Regions from separate parts of the Homo sapiens genome. Here region 2 is linked to region 1. Evidence: read pairs that join two places in POLR2A ChIA-PET (ENCODE). Cell type or tissue: MCF 10A. All regions are shown on one strand. Each heading gives the region's core, and the rest is flanking DNA. Links, peaks and the distances in the headings are about the cores only.

Region 1 (11,094 bases), core at 2,116-10,115:
ATTGATTTATTCAAAATTTAAGATACTGTGGGGCAAACTGAGTGGAACAAGCTTGAAAACCAAAGTACTTACGTAAAATTTATTGAGTGCTTACTACGTGCTAACCACTAGCATGGCAGATTCTGGGGATAAAACAGTGAGCAAAAAACAGCAAGGATATTGCACTGATGGAGTTTACAGTGCAATGGAACAAACAGGTAATAATCAGACCAGTAAGTAATGAATTATAACAGGGATAAGTGCCGCACAGTAAAGCCAGGGTGCTGAGTGCCCTGCACAGAGTGCACATCGTGGACCTGACCTAAGAGCAGGGAATGGGCTGGGTGTCCAGGAAGGCTTCCATGATCAAGGACATACAGCTAGAGGAAAGATCTGAGGAGCACAGAGAGTAAGCCAGGCAAAGAGAGATACGAGTGAATTCCTTGTGACTAGAGGGTGCAGGACAGTTCTAAGGAACTGAGAGGAAATGGGAACTGAAGGGCAAGGGGCAGCTTGATGGGAAATGAGGCAAAAGAAGCAGGGAGGGACCAGACCTTGCAGGACCTTGTGGGTTATTTTAAGGCTAGATCTTCACCCTCAAGACAATAAGCAGCCACTAAGGAGTTCTAACTGTGTTGCTAATTAAATTCTAAGATCACTTATACAAAGGATCTGGCACAGTTCCAGATCCATAGCAGGAGGCAGCAAATGCTGATTCCCTCCCAAACACATCCTGCAACATTTACTGCTTTATTCAAATAGTCTACCAACTAACAATCAGAATGACTATCTCTTGTCTTTTCACCTCAGTATCATTATGAAATGAATTAGTATTTTTAAATTTTAATCGAATGTCCATTATCTCTCAATATAATAAAGTAGAATCTGAAGTACTTTGGAAATTAGAAGTTTTTTACTGAATCACAAGATGATCTCATAGGGTGCTAAAAATGTTATAGTTAAATAAGCTTTAAAATATTTTATATTTTATAAAATATATTAATACCAAGATAAAATAGAATCAAATAAAACAATGTAATAAAGCAAATGACATAACTTTACAGAATCCAAGTTCAATATTACACACTTACTTAGCAAGCTACAATATGCCTCCAAGGAAAGGTGAGAAATCTACTTAGAAACCATCTGTAGTTTTTGGCATATCGACCATCTAATCCATATACAGGGCTTGTGCCCTATTTACAGCAATTTCTTGCTTTTCAAATTTCTTATTTTTTTCCAAATGTTTCTGCAGCAATCCATCACGACAGTTTGCAAACAATCAAATATTTGACCTAAAATACAGCAGCAACACATTTTAAAATTTACATTTGCTTAGATAGAAAGCAGCTAATCATACTGATTAAAAAAACAACAACAACAATTTCAGAATCTTTGGCAGCCCATTACCAGAGAGGCATCACATCAGGGAACCATACTCTTCCCAGGTATTTGGAGACTTCAGTGTGAATTTCATCTAGGCTATAATCCTCATCAGGGATCAAAACTTCCTCCATTACAGAGAGCTGTGTTAACCTTCTCTCACACAGTCTTACAAACCTGATGAAGGCACTGCAGCTAACTTCACATTTGCTGAGGCCCAAGGCTGTTAGGTTTGTACAGTGTTCAGCAATACAAATAAGTTCATTATCAAGAGGCTGAAGATCATTAGCACACACCACTAACTCAATCAGTCGAGGACAGTTGAGACCTACCCGTCCTAAAACCACTTTGCTGACTGAACGACCAAAATAAAGGTGAGTAACAGGGGTTTCTTCTTTGAAGAACGTCTCGAATTCCTCTTCATATAGAAAGAAGTGCATAACAACATTAACTCTAGGGGAATGTTTAATAAGTGCATCCCAACTGTGTTTTTTAACAGCATGAAATTTAATCTGTCCAGGATTTTCACTCACAACATCAATTCGAAGATGTTCAAGGTTAACATGAGTCTCGCTTGAGAGTGCAAGGAAAAGTTCATCAGTTAGGATGTAATAATTCAACGCCAGTTCTCTAAGGCCTTGACAACGGTCAGCTACACAAAGAATTCCTGTGGGAAGTTGGGAAAAATTCTCAAGAACAAAGAATCATACTGATCCTAATATAATATTTTGTAAATTTAAATTTAATATTAATTATTCATTATTTGTGAAAATAGCTATCTAATAACAACTTCTGAGAGCATGGCTGCCAGGAGGTATTATGTATATAATGAAAAGCATATGTATATATGTAAAATTAAAATATCTCAGGAGAAACTTACTATAACTATACCTACCTTGCAGATTAAGAAATCTTTTGAAAAAACTTAAATAATTTATGCTTCATAGGTATATAATTTTCAAAAGGAAATTGCATCTTTATAGTTATTGTAATAAAAATATCATATCATTCTAGCTTTAAAAAATGTAACCCATCATCAGATGAAACATGAGGACAGCTACTCATCTTTGGGAGTCTTAGAGTGTCACTATTATTGGCCACAAGAATCTTCAATGAAGGATCATCCACTGGTGTATCTTCAATTTTGATTGATGATAATGATTTTGAGTTGATAAAAACAACTGTAAGTGCTGACACAAAATGAGACTTGCATGGCAATAAGAAAAAATTATGAAAACATTATTTTAAAATGTACAGCTTTAAGTAATTCATTAAAACTATATCAATACATGCTAATGATAACATAGTAAGAACCATGAACATACGGCTGTTTCCACAGAATCATTTTCTAGTAGAAGATATTTTTATAATGAAGTATAGTTTTATACTTTTTATAATTGATAAATGAAATAGTGAGAAAAAAAAGCTTCAAAGATTTCATAAAACATGTCTTCCAATTACTTCAATTAAGGATTTGGTTTTCAATATTAGAAGGACATGATTATTGTATATTTATTTCCTAGAACAGGGGTTGGTAGATTACAGACAACTTGCCAAATCCAGCCCATGGTCTGCTTCTGTATGGCTCACTAAGAATGCCTTTTGTATTTTTAAATGGTTGGAAAAATTTTTTAAAGAATAATATTTTATGACATGAAATAAACTTGAATTTCAGTGTCCCTAAATACAGTCTGATGGGAACACAGCCATGCCCTTTATTTAAATATTGTCTGTGTCTGCTTTCAGACTCCAGTGTTAGAGTTGAGTAGTCACAGCGTAACTACTTGGCCCCCAAAGCCTGAAATATTTGCTATCTGAGTATTTTTGACCCCTGCCCTAGAAGAAACAGAATTTTTATCTGATTTATCCACTCCCGTATCTCTAGCACCTAAAATAGTATCTGGCACATAGCACGGCAAATGGATGATAAAAATTTGTTGAATGAATAAATGAGGTTTTAATTCATTTTATAAGATTTCACAATCTTCAGTGACATGCTTTTCCTAGCCAATTATCCAAAGTAAATCCAAGTCGTATATGCTTTGAAGACTGACAGACTAAAGCTTACTTCTAGTTTGATCTGAAAATGAGTAGAATTTCAGAAATTTTCAGATTCAGTATTTTTTGGCAAAGATAGAAAGTCTGGAAACCAAATCTGTACATGATCACTTTTCCCTTTTTAAAATCAATCAATTTGGATTCTACCAAAGGTTCTATTATGCCTAACAGAATGACCAAATTGGTTATAAATGTTCATTAATTTATAAGAAAACATATTGATTTATACTAATTGTAAACCGGTTTGCACATATTTTCAAATGGTACAAGGCTAAACTTCTTCTGTAAATTTTATGGTGCCAAAATTATTAGGGGAATATAAATACAAGGTTTAGTTTCCCTTTAATCAATTGTCAACTGACTGCTTTAGTCCTGAAGGACGACTTTAAAAAACATTAGAGTACATATTTCATTATAATAGCAACATATTAGTTTAGTACTATTTATGCTTAGCAAAATGCTATACTTTTATTTTTCCTTAGTTAACAGATTAAAAAAACTGAGTCTCAGAGAGATCTGTGGTCTTGCCAGAAGCCACAGAGATTACTTTAAACAGTAGAGGCAGAGCTTGAAATGAAGCTTGCTAATTAATTCCTGGTATCTAGCTCTGGTGACTGCATCAGCTAACCTAGAAGCTGGCCCTGGAAGCTGATGTGCAACATTAGAGACAGCTTTTAGAATATAAGAAGAATTTCAGGGTAATCGGATTCTGTAGTTCATAAACAAGGAAATAACTAGAAGTGGTAAATTTCATCAGATTACTTACATTACTCTAATCCCTAAATGACCCATTTTTTTTCAGCACATCCCTTTAGAAGATAAACAGGCCAGCAAAAATACTTGCTAGAAGAGTGCCATGACTCAGTTTATAAGAGAGAGGCTGCTATTCCTCTATCCTCCTCCATAGGAAAATTTCCATTAGCCAGCTTTACCAACTACCATAATTTAATGCCTATCATATATCAGGTACTATTCTGACTCTGGGTTTATAATGGTAAACAAAATAGAATCTCTGCCTTCAATGAGTTTATGTTTGGTATAAGGAGAAGAGAATAAACACATTAAATAAATAAGGTGGTTTCAAGTACTGATGAATGACATGAAGAAGATAAAAATAATGTAATGGTAGAGTACATTATTACTGGAGCAGGAGGTGCCATTTTCACAATGGTTAAGGGGGGGCTCTCCAAGGAGATGGCATTCAGGTTGAAGCCTGAATGAGGAGAATACGGTATGAGTTTCTATGGCAGAGCGTGGCTGGCTGCTTGCTGGCAACCATTTTTCCTTTGTTTGTTAATCCAGTCCCAATTTTTAGCTGGGCACACTGCCACCCAGCTCAAAGATTCCCCAGACTCCCTGGAATCTGGTGTGGCCAGACTTAGAGGTAAACAGAAACACTGTGTGGTACTTACGGGTAGTCTCCTTGATAAGGAGAAGGCACACCCTTCTTCCCCCATTTCTAACATCCTAGCCCCCAGAGCAAGGATGTGATGGTCAGAGCTCAGATGGTCATCTTGAAGAAACACCCTGGAGAGAGTGGAGTGGCTGGAAGAAACCTAGGTTCCTACCACCTTCATACCAGCTATGGACTGTCTCACCTATCAATTTCTTTAATGTGAGAGAAATATACTTTGATCATGTTTTTAAACCACTTTTGTTTTGGAGTTTCTACTGCATGAATGTAAACATCATGCTAACAAGCGTAGTTCATTTAGTTAAATATTATATTGTTCCACCTCCAAAAGACAGGCCACAGAATCACAGGAAAAACACCCACTATTGCCTCTACATGCTCTATGTTCAAAGTAACTACATAAATTGTTATTTAAGTAGAATAAGCACAATATCCAAATTTTATATTAATGACACTGTGGTAACCATGACTACAGTTACAAAATATATCTAAAGAATGAAAACATGCATAAACTATTTTTGCAAAAATAAGTGCTAGTCAACAGAAAACAGCTTTAAATAATACTTTGAATACAAATAGGAGATGGTCTGTCTTTAGGAAAAAAATGGCTTTTGCCTAGTTTGGCAGTCTTTAGGGATTTTAGTATAGCTCACCAAAAACGCATAATATCCTTACCTCCGACACATTCATGAAACTTGGCTTGGCTGTTGAAATCAAGCCCAAGGTCTGGATGGAACAATTTACCAGCTGAGAGAGTATATCACAGGCAGCTTCTGCTGACTCAGCGCTACTGTCAACCTAGACAGACAATTTTTAATCTCGAATAATTTCCTGAAGATAATTTATCAGAAATACTGGCAATGTAATTATTTAGTAGAATTCAGTTGCAAAATTTTATTCATTCCTTTGAGCTATCATATAAATGAGTATTTTTTCTTCATACAAAATGTCTGAGATGATAAAACGAAAAACAGAGATGATGACAAATTAGCTTTCCAAGCAGTTCATATTTTCAAATCTTTTACAATTACCTGAATTTTAATAACAGCATACAAATGATGGAAACTGCATTTTAAGTTTTTCAATTACGGTTCAAGTTCTACACTTCAATCGATGCAAATAACTGCAGAAAAACAGGAAACCTCTTTGGATAAAATGATTTGCAAAATTCACTGACTGCCTCAAAATAAGGCTCTAGATATACAAAAGCATTGTTAACGAAATGTAAGTCATGGTTTCCATTTAATGCTTATTTTTCTTACCTTAAAGCTGACATACTGAAGATGAGCAAAATGCTTTTTAATGATCTGCTGAATGAGATCAGGATGAGTGGACTTAAAAGATGAAGTAGCTGACTGGTTCAGTTCAAATTCAAACTTTCTCCAAAGGTCAGAAATATGAAAAACTTCATTCCACCTCCTACATACAGAAGATGCACAGGCCCGATCTAGTAAAGGAAGTTACTGAAAAATTTGTAATACTACATGGTGAGGCAAACTCCCCCAGTCTAGAAGAACCGTGTGTGTATGAGTCTGGTTGAGAGAAGAGTAGAACCCAACTTTTGGCTGTTTCGCTGCTCCTGACAACTGGACAATTTTATTCTCAACAGATAAACTGTTCCTCTTCATTCTGTAAACATTAGAAAATGTTCAGTTTCTGATAGTTTTTTCACATTTCCACCAAATATTGGCACTCTAACTGTACAGAATAACATTAGAAAATGAAAAATTGTTTAATACAATTTTAGTAGGTATCTTCCACTTTCATGCATGGATAGGTGCTACCTCATGCTGGGGATACAGAGATAAATAAGTACAAACCTGTTCTCAAAGAGCTATGGTAAAATGGTGAAATACAGTGATAAATGCTATGACCAAAGTTGGGACAAGTTTCAACAGAAGGAAAAGAGGATGCATGTGATTGAGTTTGTGTGTGGAAGAGGTGGCTTGGGAGGCTTCCAGGAGGAAATGTCCAAGGAAGCAGTGTATGTCCCAAGTTTTTTTTTTCCTAGTCAATTATTGTATTTTATCTCTTTCAAAGAAGGAAGTATCACATTGCGATTGTCCTTAAAAAAAAAAAAAAACATGGGAGGTCTGGGAGATAGTAAAACACAATTAAAAGCATAGGTCTAGATAAGTCCCTACTCTGCTACTTACTAACCATATGATCTTGTCAGAACAAATTACTCTAAGCCTCAGTTTCCTCATCTCCAACAAGAAAAGTACCTATATGATCATTGTGAGTATTAAAGTGCCAGCAGATAGTTTAGTTGCAGTCTGTGTTGCTATATTAAATTGTCCAGTGCAGTTTTCTGAACTGTTTTCATTACTTAAGTCAAAGCACAATTCTAACAAAAACTCAAATGATCTGCAACAATTTTCAGACGACAGCCAGGACACAGGAGCTCAGAGAAGTTAGATATGGCAGGGACAAAGTCTTAGTTCAAGCAACACACCTGATCCTCTCCAGTAAAGCAGACAGGGAATGAGCATTCTTACCCTCCAAACAGAAATGATGAATCTCTAGGTATTAGCCAGCTTGGGACGCAATTAAGTTCCAGCAAATTTGAAGTCCAGATACGTCCAAGTATATATGGTCATCTTGTACGTATATTTTATGTAAGAATACAAAGTATTTTAAGTATACAATTATTTGAAAGGCAAAATAATGGTAAGAGTGGTTCTGAACTTTATTGAACTTTGGTTAACTATATAACCCTCCTTTAACCCCTGCAATGTTAGGAATGTACACATGAAAGATTCAGTGTCATAATTGAAACATACCTTGAAATCTAATAAAATATTTATGTGATAGGTAAATATCTCTGTCTTGTGATTCACTCTGTCTGATGTGACACATTTCTTAAGCACAACATAGAGTTGGATCCCAGAAGCAGGAATGACCTATAAAGTCATTGAACAAAATGAAAAATCATCTTTAGGGTTTGGAAAATTGAAATGAAAAGCAAAAATAGTTACAAAGCTGCATCTCAAGCATCAGGCAAAAGAGCTACTACACACATTTCAGTCTGACTAAACCAGTTACATGCATGACTTAGGCCCTGTCCAGCAGTACTACGTAGACTATGTGAAACTGCTGACTACCAAGAATTCAAAGCATGTGCTATTTTAAAAGGCCCGATCTACTACTCTTCAATGCTAACTCCTTAATGCTGTAAGGTACAAGAACAGATGCTGGATTCTAAACTCTGATGTGGAGCACAGTCATTGACATTTTGCTTGCAACCGTTTCATTTGGAAATCAACAAAATGGATAAATTTTCACTAAGTTTTTATAAAGAAGTTACCCTTAATAGAATCCTTTACTTGAAAACCAGTGATGCTAACATAAAACAAAGACATCACTCAAATGCCAGGTTAGAAAACTACCTTGCAGTCCTTAACAGAGGGACTGTGCTATATATTAAATCTCATTGTATGTGGCATGGATTGTTAAAATTATTTAATGATATCATTAAATTGCCAATTCACTGATAGTAGAATTGCAATAAGTAATTTAAGGTATTATATTAATACCAGTAACTTGTTAAAAATAATATTTTAATTTTTTTTAAGTTGTGTAATCTTCCGAGCATAAAGATTATGCTCATCCACAAATCAAACACTTCATATGATTTTATAGCTATGTACATTGTAAAATATATTTTAGACAAATTGATCTTTATTAGCTTGAAAACGTTAATCTAAACATTCTAGCTTAAAGATATGTGACCATTTAAAAAGTCGATCATTTCTTTTTCAAGCTTTTCTTACCTAAGGAAGGCTTCCAGATTAGAGTTCACTCTGAACCATGAAACGAAGCAATGGTTGCCGTGGGGTACTCACCAACCTCCATTTGATTTCACTTCCTATCTTGGTGAAATACCACAAAAACACATTCATCAGAATACATAAATAAACATTCAATAATTTCTATGCTTAGGCTCTTTATATATCACTCTATATATTGAAGGATTTTGTTAGAAATTATTGATTCTGAAACTATTTTTTGTTGTTGTTCATTGATGAAACCTTGTCTCTACTAAAAATACAAAAATTAGCCAGGCATAGCGGCGGGTGCCTGTAGTCCCAGCTACTTGGGAGGCTGAGGCAGGAGAATGGAGTGAACCCGGGAGGCGGAGCTTGCAGTGAGCAGAGATTGCACCACTGCACGCCAGCCTGGGTGACAGAGCGAGACTCCGTATCAAAGAAAAAAAAAAAAAAACCACGCAAAAAAACCTAGCCCTGCCGGGCGTGGTGGCTCACATCTGTAATCCCAACACTTTGCGAGGCCGAGGCAGGTGCACCATTTGAGGTCAGGAGTTCAAGACCAGCCTGGCCAACATGGTGAAACCCCATTTCTAAAATTAAAAAAACTTTTTAAAATTTTTTAAAATACAAAAATACAAAAATTAGCTGAGTGTTAGTGGCGCATGCCTGTAATCCCAGCTACTTGGGAGGCTGAGGCAGGAAGGCAGCGGTTGCGGTGAGCTGAGATCACACCACTGCACTCCAGTCTGGGCAACAGAGTGAGACCCTGTCTTAAAAACAAAAACAAAACAAAGTAAAACAAAACAAAAACAAAACAAATTCCAAAAAATTAGCATGGTTAGTGGAAATCTTGTTATGATTCCCAGGAATTATTCTTGAGGCTTTACCAAGGCTATGGATCAAAGAGTGAATGGACTCTGAGAATCTGTATTTTAATTAATGTCTATAGAGAGATACTACAAAAAATGTGAGGGAATTCATGACTACAATTATCTGTTTACAGGCTGTGTAAATCTTCCAGTTCCAGATTTTAGTAGCACATAATACCACCACAGTTATAGTAAAGAGGCAGACATGAGTGATTTTTATTATTTTATCATTCCCATATGAATATAGTTGGACTAGTCTGCTGTTAATAGAATATATGCTTCATATTTAAAAATCATTTCATATATATTGATAGAGATGGCATTGATTCAGTCATACTCTTTGAGGTTTGCCAAATTTCAGGAAAATGACTTGTCAGAGCTAGCAGGAAAGTCTATGGAAACTGAAGAAAATAGTAATATAGGTCTACAGCAGGATAAAACTCACACCCTTGGCATCATGAATAAATGTCGTAAGGTAAACATAAATAAATACATTCTACTACTTTTGTAAACCAAACTCAACTACACAGAGGAGTTAAACATGGCAACCTATTAATTTACTAAACAGTTCCCTTAAACCTCTACTGTCTACCCCCTGTTAATTTTCCATTTCTCTCTGAATCCAACTCCTAAAGCAGAACTGGGGAGGACAGGCTAGGGGAATGTATTTGAGCTCACGATCTACCATTTGATTTCCTCACTGCCACCAGCTGTTACACTGTTTTCCAGATAATGTCACGGTTGGCTGTCCTTCCTTTATTCCAGATGTAGAGGGAAAGGAACTCCAGGGCACACTTTCAGTGAAACACCAAAAATAAAAGACAAGTCGAGTTACTAGTTAACTCAAATCAGATGACACACAATTTTATTTACTGCAGAAACTTTTCTCCTGAGTTACACTTATGGCTAATTTCTGTGCCAATAGGCCATTCTTCATGTGAGAATACTGACATAATACTGACATATCAATAGGGAGTTGCTACCCAAGACCAGTAAGAAGATGGTGCACCACTACCTATCTCAGATCAGTTCACTGAAGTCTTCCGAATCAGATGAATTACTTCCCTGGTTGCTGAAGGAACATGATGGCTCTCATAGTCACGAGAATTTTGAGGACAGGTAGGGAACAAAACCAGAATACAGGACTCCATCAAGTGATAAGCCATTCTTCCAAAAAGGGAGAAAAGAGCAAGCTGGACACGGATCTTCAGCACAATTCCAGAGTATGAAACAAGTTTATTAGCATTGAGGAGCTCCACTAACCACCTTAACTCAAATGCCTTTTTTGATGTGTTTTCTAATTTGGTAGATCAGGTGACTACGTGAATGGGATCCTCTAGAAGTATCTAAGAGATTGCCACAGTATTCTTGAGGGCAAGATTATCAAAGAAGATGAGATGAAGACTGTCTGAACATCCACAGCCAACTCACTAAAGGCCATGGAAGCAGCTCTCTTCTGCACCATCACTAGGTTCTTCCAGATTGGTGAAATGAATACCCAGAAGTGACTTTCAACAGTTTCAAGTTTTCAGTGATCACAACAATAGAAATAATAGGTGAATACCACAGATAACAGAACATAGATGCAAAATTATCTGAAAAGGGTGGACAAATTTGTTGG
Region 2 (11,094 bases), core at 1,534-9,533, 100 kb before region 1:
AGGGCTCTGGAGGGGCCTCTGGAAGGTGCTCTCAGTGTGCCCAGGAAATCCTGCTCTTGTTCATTTAAATGGAGTCGTCTCAGGGAAGACTTAGTTAAGCGAAGATGAAGCCTGATTCATCTGTTCTCCAGGGGGTGTTTCAGAGACAGATCAGCTAAGATGCTCAGGTGGCCAGGGAGTTGCAGCTGTCACTTTGCTAGAAATGGGCTCCCAGGAAATGACTGAGGAGTGACAAGCTATGCACATTCTTTTTTTTTCCTGTTTGCTTCCTCCTCCTTCCTTCCTCTTTTGTTTTTTTCTCCAGTCCTCCTTCCATCCTGTTTCTTTCTAACCTTTCATCCCTGAACTTATAAGGGCTAAACAGGCTATTGTCTTGGGACTCATCTTGATTGACTCACAATTTTATCTTCAGAAACTAAAGTCATCCTCTGCAACTAAAGTAAGATTTGATTGACACACTTTCAAAGGTGGTGTGGTGTAAGAGAAACAGTGCTAGAATCAGGAGATTTGACTTGTGATCCATCAGTAACTAGCAGGGTGAACTTGAAAGTCCATTTCTCTCTCTGGTCTCAGTTTCTTGGTCTATGAAATGGGGTGAAGTTAAACTAGATGATTTTAAAAGTTACTTGCAATCTCACACTCACGATTCTAGTCCATATTTCTAGAAGACAGAGAAGAACTGTCTGCCAACTTTTCCCAGCTAAATCCAGGGAGAGCTCCAAGCCTTGAACCCATAGGACTAGGGATGCATATGCATGGGATATGCATGGGATTCTAGGCTTTCTGTGATAAATTCCAGGGCTGTATTACTGGGGCTGTGATGTGGGATTAGGTCAAGTCCCCCCAAACTTAGTTTCTTTCCTAAAGTGTCTGTGTGAAAATCCATGGAGATGCTGAAGCAGAGTTGGAGGAATAGTGTTATCCTCAAAGTCCTCATGTCAGGGCCCCCTGTGCACACGGGTGCAGTACTCTCTATGGCATGGAGCCCCTGGGAAAGCTGGCCAAAGACTCTTTTTCTATATTGTTGGCTTCTGAGTTCCATCCCCAAAATACCGCAAGGGAGCTGAACAGCTCAAGTGGCCTCACCAGGATCTCATTGAGGACAAAAGAAAACCAACTCCTCAAATATTAACTCATTGGTTCCTGTGGCTAGGTGTGTGTGTATGCTGAGGGGTGTGTAAAGAAAGACACCAGGAGAAATGGAGGTTGGGGGTTTAGGAGGAAGGGATAGATCTAAGCAGAAAAGTCTCAGCTTGGAGTAGAGTAACTCAGGATAGAATCAGAAAGAAAGCTGTAAGGGTTCTGAGGGGTGAAGGAGTTTCTTAAGGTCATAGGTAGGTAGTAACAGACCTAGGACTCTTGCTGCATTCCATCAAGTCCAATCCTTTTTCCATTGCTCTTGAAAATGCACGTTTGGAGGATAGCAGACAGATTTGGAAAGTCTGACATCTAGAAGACACAGGGGGTGTCTCCAAAGTGATCAAGGCTAGCCCTTGTCAGCACTCACTGTTCCTCTCCATGTGGTCTTTCAGCACCCATGTCCCACAGTGGCTGGACTACACTCTACTGTCACACATGGATGGCTTATGCAGCACATGCCCAACAACCAAGGCTCAGTCCCTCAGGCCACTGAGTCTTCTCGTGCCAAGGGCTTTTTCCTGGTTAACCGAGTGTGGCTTTCAGCCAGGAAGCTCTCTCTTAATCCTCTTGCCTTCCTGCTGCCCAGTCTGGCATCTCTGTCACTCTCTAGGTGTGCAGGGGTTAGCCACGCCTTCAGCCCCAGTGCAGCAGCCTGTGGGCTGGGAAGGTGTCAAAGCTGGCAGTCCACCTGCCTCCAACTGCCCCAACAAATTAACTCTTTTCTGAACTGGTCTGCATGGCCCCAGAGCAGCAGAGAGCAGCTGTGAATCGAAGGCTGAGAAGATTTCAGGCAACTTTGACCAAAATTTTCTGGGCTGGCAGTGGCCTGCTCCACTCTCCTTATACTCAGCTCAGTGTGCCATGCTCCCTGGCCCTGGTCCCAGGCAGAACATAGATGCTGTGGTTGGATGGGCTGGGAGCAATCACAGAGGCATGGGTCTGATGCCATTCCTCCAGGATGAACATAGGAAAGGATGGAAACAATAGGGGGCTTCCCAGCCATAGCCCCCCAGTTCCTAGGCTTCCCTGCATAGAAAAGACCAATCTGTTGGTTTCTGAATCTAATCTCATCAGCCAAAGCTGTTCCGATTAAAGGCTTCAGGCTTCTCCTCAGCCAGATACAGTCTAATAAAGAAAAACCTCAGGTCAGAAAAAGCAGATCCCTTAGGACAGCGGTCCCCAACCTTTTTGGCACCAGGGATCAGTTTCGTGGTAGACAATATTTCCCCAGATGGTGGCAGGGGGAAGGGGTGGTTTTGGTATGAAACTCTTCCATCTCAGACCATCGGGCATTAGATTCTCATAAGGAATGCACAAGCTAGATCCCTTACACGCACAGTTCACAATAGTATTCGGACTGCTATGAGAATCTAATGCCACTGCTGATCTGACAGGAGGCGGAGCTCAGGCAATAATGCTCACTCCCTGCCACTCAACTCCTGCTGTGTGGCCTGGTTCCTAACAGGTCACAGACTAGTACTGGGAAGGTGCCTAAATTAGGGAAGGCACCTAATTTAGAAGAAAGTTTCAAGGAAGGTGCAAAGAGATAATGTCAACCCAAAGTCTATGTGTAGGGATGTCTGGGAGGCTCTCCACCAGTCCCTTCTAACATTTTTACTCAAGATTGGATAGAGAGAAGTACTGAGTTTTCTCTCCCTAAAATAAGTTTCCAAGAAGTTAATATAATTTAAAACAACCACTGCACTTCACGGATTTGGCCGGCTGCTCTGGCCGTAAATGCCTGGGGATTAATTATACTCGAGAAGTCGTTGGAACAAGGAATGGCCCTGTAGGCCAGTCACCTGTGACTGAAGGTAAACCATACAGGGCATCATAGTTTCCGAGAGGAATGGCAGAGCAAACACAGACCCATAACGTCTAGACATCTGACATGGCCCATGGACTGCTTGCCTGGGATGGTTTGCTTTCTGCCCTCCTGGTCTTGGAAACACAGCTGAGCTGATTCTGAAGCCTCCCAATAGAAAATCATGGCTTGCTTTAACCTACTGTCTACCAACAAAGGCCTCAACCACTACAGCCCTCACCAGGGGCCAGCCTGGTTGGTGATGAGGACAGAGTCTTCAGAATGTGGATGTACTTTATTTGTGGCAATCTGTATGCAGCATGTGAGGGCATTTTGGGCACTCCTGGAGGCTGACTGTGTCTCCTCAGTTCCCAAGCTCCTTGTCTGATGAGCGGTCTTGGGGATCCCCTTTACAGCAGGGGGTGAGCAACCTGGAGAAGGTTGATGACCCTGAGACAAAGGCATCCTTCTCTGATGCTGAGGAGGCCTTGTCTCTGGGACCCACAGCCACAGGTTTGAGGCTGTAGACAGAGACCTGGGGCAGTTTAGCCAGGTCCTACAGGCCTGCTCACTTGTTCACCTCCTAAGTCGCTGACACTAACTGCCAGGCTTGATACCCCCTGGGGGCAGCAAAAGGAAGTGGACAGACCTCCTCAGCTTACCAGTGAATGACTTTGACCAGGTTGCATAAAAGTCTTTTGAGCCTGTCTCCTCATCTGTAAATGGGCTAATAATCATATTTATCTTATAGTGTGATTGTGAGAATTGAATGAACTTACATATGAGAAGCACTTAACAGATGCTTACTGTTTACTAAGTGGTCAGTTGTGAAGCTTCTAAAGAAACTCCAGATATAAACCTTAAAGTTGAAACTATGTTAATATCTTCATTGAAAGCAATACCCTACATGAGACCATTGATAAAAGTACATTGAAATAAAGAAAAATGCATCTATAAGTCAACAAATAAGGCCTGTGTTGGCTTCCCATTGCTTTCTGTGACAAATTACCACAAATTTAGTGGCTTGAGATCATGCAAATTATCTTACAATTCCAGAGGCTAGAGTCAGAAATCGGCCTTATGGGGTTAAAATCAAAGGCTGCATTCCTCACAGAGGCTGTAGGGAAGAATCCATTGCTCGTCCTTTCCAGCTTTGAGAAGCTGCCTGCATTCCTTGGCTTGTGGTTGCATCACTCAAATGTCAGCTTTCATCATCACGTTGCCTTCTCTGACTCTGATCCCACTGCCTCCCTCTTTTTTTTTTTTTGAGATGGAGTCTTGCTCTGTTGCCCAGGCTGGAGGGCAGTGGTGCGATCTCAGCTCACCACAACCTCTGCCTCCTGGGTTCAAGCAATTCTCCCGCCTCAGCCTCCTGAGTAGCTGGGATTACAGGTGTGTACCACCATGCCTGGCTAATTTTTGTATTTTTTTTTTTACTAGAGGGGGAGTTTCACCATGTTGGTCAGGCTGGTCTCCAACTCCTGTCCTCGTGACCCGCTCGCCTCAGTCTCCCAAAGTGCTGGGATTAAAGGCGTGAACCACCAGGCACAGCCTGCCTCCCTCTTTTAAGTACCCTGATGATTATATTAGACTCATCAAATAATCCTGGATAATCTCTCCCTCTTATGATCCTTAATTTAATCACACCTGCAAAGTCTCTTTTTCCAGTAAGGGAATATATTTACAGAATTAGAGATTAGGATGTGGACATTTTTGGGAAGTCATGTTTCTACCTACCACAGGGTCTTACCCCAGGTGGCACATAGGTTCATGTAAATACCCAACAGAATAAAATTCCTTGTCAGCTAGTCAGCCTCCTAGTTTACAGAATGGGACAGAACCCTCAGGAAACACTGCCCAACAGAGGCGTTTGGTCGATCTCCGCTGTTTGGTGTATGTCCAATCTCAGTGCCCCCAGAGCAGATTATTCAAGAGATCCCAGCTGGCTGCACAGGGATATGAAACAGGAAAGGAGGCACTAGTATGGGTCTGGGGTCTGCTTGGATGACTTCTCACCATCTTCTTTTTTTTCCTCTTGGGACCAAGGTTGTGGGATATAAGGGAGGAAAACGACAGCTCTTCTTCACCTTCACGTCAGCTGTCCCCAGTGCCCTGCCCAGAAGGACACCTACTGAAAAAGCCCTGCCAGCTGATGGAAAAGCTCGACCATGCACCAGCTGATCTCTTTAAAAGTTAAATCTTTAAGCATTAATGCAGTGCTGAAGGAGTATTAATATTTTTGCCCCTGGGCAAAGGAACACTTGCTACTAGAGAAACAGGAGTGCTCTGCCAGCTCATCTTGGCTCCAGAGAAGGGCTTCGCACTTGTGAAATGTGTTGCTCGTGAAACAATTTCAAGACTTTTGGAATGAATAGCTGCCACCCATACCCGCTAGCTCCTCCACCAGCCCTCCCTATGCCACGTTTATGATGTCTGAGCTCCTGCTATGACTATTCCAGTCCCATGATGTCAACTTGGACTTGGCTGTTAAATAGGCCTCCTCTCCCTGGGGCTAGCACAAAGGAAGCCTGTCGAGAGGCAGCCAGGCTTCCTGACCACAATTTCCTGCACCTTTGCTCAAAGTGCCACACGTAAAAAATTTTATGGCTACTAATCAAACCAGGGCCTGAAATCACAGAGGGGGATGCTGACTGTCTGCTCCCCACAGCCCTCTTTGTTTGATTAGCCATTGTATCACTCCGGTGCTATTTAGGATCTGAAATAAATGCTAAAGTGAATTTCCGAACAATAAAATTCACAATAACAGCCACTAAATAGGGACCCACTGGTAACCACTTCCTGTAATAAAGTCCATATGTCAGCTTGACGCATTGCACCAGAAACTCAGGCCCTTCTCTCTTTGTAAATGCAGAAAAGCTTTTGTGTGCAGGCAACAGAGCTTCACCTGATGATAGCAGTGGAGTCTGGGGCCTCACAAAAGCAGGCAGGTGGCTCCAGGCTCCTGTCTCACCAGGTCGGCTCCTGTATCTCTGTGTGACCTCTCACCACAAAGTATTCCCCTGTATGCTTGGTACCCGTTGTCTGCTTCCAAGGTGAAATTCTCCTTCTGGTTTCTTGACCCTTGACAACCTGAGCTGCCTCCTCCCCCATGATACTTTACTCCTTTTCATCCCAACATACACCTCTGCTCCAGCCTCCTTCTCTGGAGTCTTGCTGAGAAAATTCCAACTGCCTATGGACCTCATGCAGAGACAGTCCTTTTTGCCCCAACCACTACTGTGCTCCCATTTCCCAGTCTGCTCCTCACTCAACTAAAGGCATCTAGGGACCTACTTTCCCCAGGATAACATCAACTCCAGCCAGCACAGTCCTCTCCCCTTCCCACCTGACCACCCATGGCACTGAATTCTGACCGTATGGTGGTCAGACAGTAGCCTCCTCACTGGTCTTGGTCTCAGGTACACAGGAGCCCTGCCAAGCCACTCTTACTGAGCTCTCTACAAGAACAGAGATGGGTTCCACCTCTTCCTCTCTCTGAGTTCTCTGGATCTTTTCCAGGGCAGCTCCACCTTCCTAATACTACATGTAATGTTCCAGGAAGGGCCTCTCTTGTCCTAGAAGTTTTATATCAAATAATATTTTTCTATCTTCATTTTCTCTCTTTGAAGTTGCCCAAAGCAGTGGCCACAAATTCAAGAGTTGAATGTAAATGTCATATCCTTCTGGCTTTGTGAGACTAGGCCAACAGCTGGGACTGGGCATCGGGCTTTGCCTGAGTCCACTCTGAACCCCATCTCCCCACCTCATCCAGACATTTCTTCCTTTTCCTAGAGGACTCCCCTTGTGCTCACTGGGTAAGGGAGCTGCGCCACCACATCACCACATTATCATATCCAAACCTGCCCCCGAGGGGTTGACCTGCTCATCAGGAACATTTTGGCAACACACAGCTCTGTTGCTTGTGCCTTGTCCTGGCACACAAAGATACAGGTACAAGAGCCAAGGCGACTCATCACTGACAGTATTCTCAGCCTGGACACTGATAGGGAATGTTATCGAGCTATTGTTAACTAGCTGGGCAAATGCTTCAGCCCAGCGGCACCCCCGAAACAGTGTGGCAGATGCTACCCTGTAGCCAGCTTGTCATCATAAACGGGTCTCCATTTTCAGAGAAACTTGAATTAACAAAAAAGATGGCCCTCTGAAGCCCAGGGCTCTTGAGATATAGAAGAGTTGTTTGCTTGGCACTAGCACTCTGGTCACCTTCCAAGAAGCAATTAGGTGAGGCCTGGCTTTGTGTTTAATTAAGTAATTAATTGTTAATTTGAGTAGATAATATACACACATGGGAAAAAATCAATCAGTACTAAAGGTTTTCTTTTCTTTTTTTTTTTTTTTTTTTGAGACGGTGTCTCACTCTGTCACCCAGGCTGGACTGCAGTGGCACGATCTTGGCTCACTGCAAGCTCCGCCTCCCAGGTTCACGCCATTCTCCTGCCTCAGCCTCCCGAGTAGCTGGGACTACAGGTGCCCGCCACCACGCCCGCTAATATTTTTGTATTTTTTTAGTAGAGACGGGGTTTCACCATGTTAGCCAGGATGGTCTCTGTCTCCTGACCTTGTGATCCGCCCACCTCGGCCTCCCAAAGTGTTGGGATTACAGGCGTGAGCCACTGTGCCCGGCCCATCTTTTTTCTTATTTTTTAAGTCAGGCATCCTGGAAGAATGGGTGGTGTATAATTTGCATAGTCTCCTTTTGTTCATAGCAGCAAGAATATCGCTGGGTGTCTGTTAGCTGAATCTTGGCAGTGTGTCCTCCTAGCTCACTCAACTTTTAGCTTGCAGGCTGGGCTGTCAATCAGGCATGGAGCAAGCTGCCATGGACCTGCCCTGGACAGGCTCCCAGGGACTGCTGGTATCTCCCCAGCTGTGCCATGAATCCCAACTTCCCTCAATTCATATTAGGATTGCTAATTGCCTAACATAATCAGGGTCACACATTGGAATATTTATTTCCACATACAGTTTAAGGAAAGAGCATTTTCTCTTCTTTCAGTTGGCTATTAAATTGGAGGAGATGTCTGCTCAAAAGCAATGTCACAACAATAAACTTAAAAATCCCTAACATTGAAAAGTGCTTAAGAGAGTGGCTTAGAGTTTCTTAATCATCCCATTATGTATGGAGACAGGAGGAAGGTCAGGCCTTCACAAGTGGCTCAGGAGATTTGTCATACACATCTTCCTAGCTATAGGAGACAGCCAGCTTTGAGATCTGTTGACAGTGCCAAAACAGATTAGGTTTCCCCAGAATTGTTAGAACATGCACCTGATTCCACCAGGGAGCTGGGCAGTGGGGTAAAAGCTGCCTCCCTCCTTGCTGAAACAGACATCAACAAGCCCTATTGTAACCACACTGGTCCACACCCCGTTGGCACTCTTACTTCTGCTTGTGTGGTCTAGATTTGCAAATCTAGGGTGATAATAATAATAGTAGCTAGCATTTATTGAGCACTGATATATGCTGGGCACCATATTCAGTCTCTTATGTACATTATTTCATTCAATCCTTGTAACAACCCCATAAGGTGGGTCCTTTTGTTATACGAACTTTTCAGGTAAAGCAATGGAGGGTTCTAAAGATGAATCGACTGGCCCAGGTAGAGCTAGGGTTTGAATGAGGAAGTCTGTGCAAATATTATATGCTATGCTGTCTCATAATCTGCATATGTTTAGTGCTCTAAGTCTTTTTGGGGTGTTTACCTTAGGACTGTAAGATAGGGATGGCATTCTTTAGTACAGATTCACCAATGGGCTTTCTTTTCCAGAGTCACATGCTGGTGGCTTCTCCACTGCATATCTGTATTATTTTATGAGGATTGAGAAACACACACACACACACACACACGCAGTGTTTCATGTTTCTTGCAAACCCAAACCAGCCCTGAAAAATGTCTCCAAGTCTTGTCAGCAGCCTTAAAAATGCAAAACAAAATTGGCCAGCTTCCTAAAAATGCCACTCCCTAGCACGCAGGTCCCAGACATGTTCGCACATGCATCTTCATGGCTTTTTAGGCAACCTGACCTTCTAGAAGGCTGGCCCAGGCCCTGGGGAACTGCAGCCAGCGTGCATACAGCTTGGTCTCCTGGCTGGTTACAGATACTCACGTTGATTTGCCACAGATTTTCCTTTGGTACCACTGCTTGCAGTTGGTGAAGTACTTCCTATTAGTGCCAATAACCTTCTGCACAGCACACACGTTGGGGCTGAAAACAAAAGCAGCAGAATTAGGAAGATGATCAGCACGTCCACCCCACTTTAATGACTCCCATCGTGTTTGCCTCCTTGGGTCACTGGAACTTTCTAGAGATAGAGGAGAGAGTCATTTCAGTCTTGGTACTGGGGATATCTTGGGTTTAGACTTTGGTTCTGTTTACCTAGATTCCCATCAGCCCCCATGAAAGCTTCCCCTGCAAAAATTGTTAAAATCTCTCTTACATACTGATGTAACTTCATGTACATATCCTTCTTTGACATGGGCAATTGATAAGTGTAAACAAAAGCATCTCTCAGGCAGCTCTCCATACAGACATGCTCTGCATGCCTGGACCAGCTGCTTGGCTCCCAAAGACAAGCCATTGTTACTGTCTATCCTATAAACCCGAGGCTTTATAGCTGGTTTAAACCATGGCTGGTTGCTCTCAGGACCCTGATAGGGGATGCTCTCCCATTTAACTCTCAGTTGTTCATTACTTAGATCACAGCTCAAGTCCCACTTCCCCCAGGAGCCTTTCTCCAATGTCCCAGATGACATGCTGCTTCCCATCCTCTGACAGTGGATACGGTCCTTATTTGATGTTGGGTTCCAAACAGAATTCCTGTAAGTGATGCGGGGAGGTGGGGGGTGTCTCTTCTCTGCATCTAACACTCAACAGAACCTTGAGGACAAGTGTTCTGCCTTGTTCTGTTGTTCACATTCTAGATGGGGCCTAGCATCCAGGCAGGGTGTAGAAGGAGCACGAAATGAACTTGTTGAAAATACTGCTCCCCAAACTACCCAGATCCAAAGAATCCTCAGGGACCCTGTGAAAAAGCAGAGTGTAAATGTCTGGGGGTTCTGCTAAGAAGCCTTTTCCAGAACCACAGGATTTTGGTTTTGCATGTTTTTTTCAAGTATACCAAGTCCTGACCCAAACTGTGCTCAGGCCAGGTGATTGTGAAAGCTTCATTAGGAGCCCCTAGGGAAAGGAAGCTGCTGTGCTACGTGGTCAGTCAGGAGAGGCGTGGTCAGTCAGGAGAGGGTTGATCTTCCTGAGCCAGAGGCAGGCATGCATCTGACTGAATCACAAGTCAGAGGAAAGCAAATAAAACAAACAATACTGAGGGCTTTCACAAGACCTCCAAGCTCAGAGAACTTCAGGTATCACCCAAAGGATGAAGTATTTCTTTAACATCAATTTCCCTGTTACTTTAAGAATGCCATCCACAGACATCACTTGATGTGCAGCGTATTTGTTAAGAAGACACCAATATTGCAGTAAAAACTACACCTACTGTCCCCATCATGATTCCTCTGCAGGAACTTGAACAATTCTCAAATATTCAGAGTCAGGCTTTTGGGTGGGAGTCCATTCTGCCCCTTCATTTCTCTGCCCTGTCTCTTCTGCGGTGATATGACTGTCACCTCTTGGCCAGTTTTTTGTTCAACAGGTGAAAGTGAGTGGGCCCAGGAGGGACAATGAGCATTAATGAATCCATGTAAGGATCTAGGGACAAGAGAAGTGAAGGCTGGAGAAGGGACCACAGCCAGCAGAGGCCCATGCCTCCCTAGTCCTAGCTGGGCCTGACCAAATCCTCCAGATTTCTGAATACCTGGTTTCTGTTTGCTGCCTAGGATTCACAGGTTAGACAGTCCCTGAATAACCCCTGAAGAGTCCTTGCTGGCCATACTCCAGCCCCCGGTCCTATTTATTGTTACAGAATCCCAGAAGCTCTTCAATCTGATCAAGCAGGAAACAATTACTGTCAATGAATTCCCTGCCACTTTCCGTAGGCGTTTGGCGAATCTTCAGTGAGTCTCTTGTGGATGTGGCTCCAACATTCCTTTGCTGAATGTTTCCACTGCTGCTGTCCTTGTGGCAGCAGCAGAGGCTGGGGGCGGCTGTGACCCTCTCCTTCTCACATCGGGGAG

Evidence for each region. Peaks named below come from ENCODE experiments on the same cell type or tissue, not always from the same donor. Only the 100,000 strongest peaks of a DNase experiment are listed, where the experiment ranks them.
Region 2: POLR2A ChIA-PET joins it to region 1 with 13 read pairs; 5 of 35 experiments call an interaction of 5 or more read pairs at or near these places.

What each region holds. Positions count from the first base shown.
Region 1 is chr5:135,931,963-135,943,056 of GRCh38, reverse strand. It overlaps the pseudogene FBXL21P. Among named protein-coding and RNA genes, the nearest start is that of LECT2, 17 kb to the left of the region's middle. In MCF 10A, for the core only: no CTCF peak of the experiment used is centred there; no DNase peak of the experiment used is centred there.
Region 2 is chr5:136,031,838-136,042,931 of GRCh38, reverse strand. It overlaps TGFBI (transforming growth factor beta induced), which reads right to left. Exons shown (of 17, transcript NM_000358.3): 2 at 9,071-9,169. Among named protein-coding and RNA genes, the nearest start is that of TGFBI, 8.4 kb to the right of the region's middle. RefSeq lists an enhancer at 5,458-5,507. In MCF 10A, for the core only: no CTCF peak of the experiment used is centred there; DNase peaks (open chromatin) are centred at 1,701, 4,131, 5,361, 8,921 and 1 weaker place.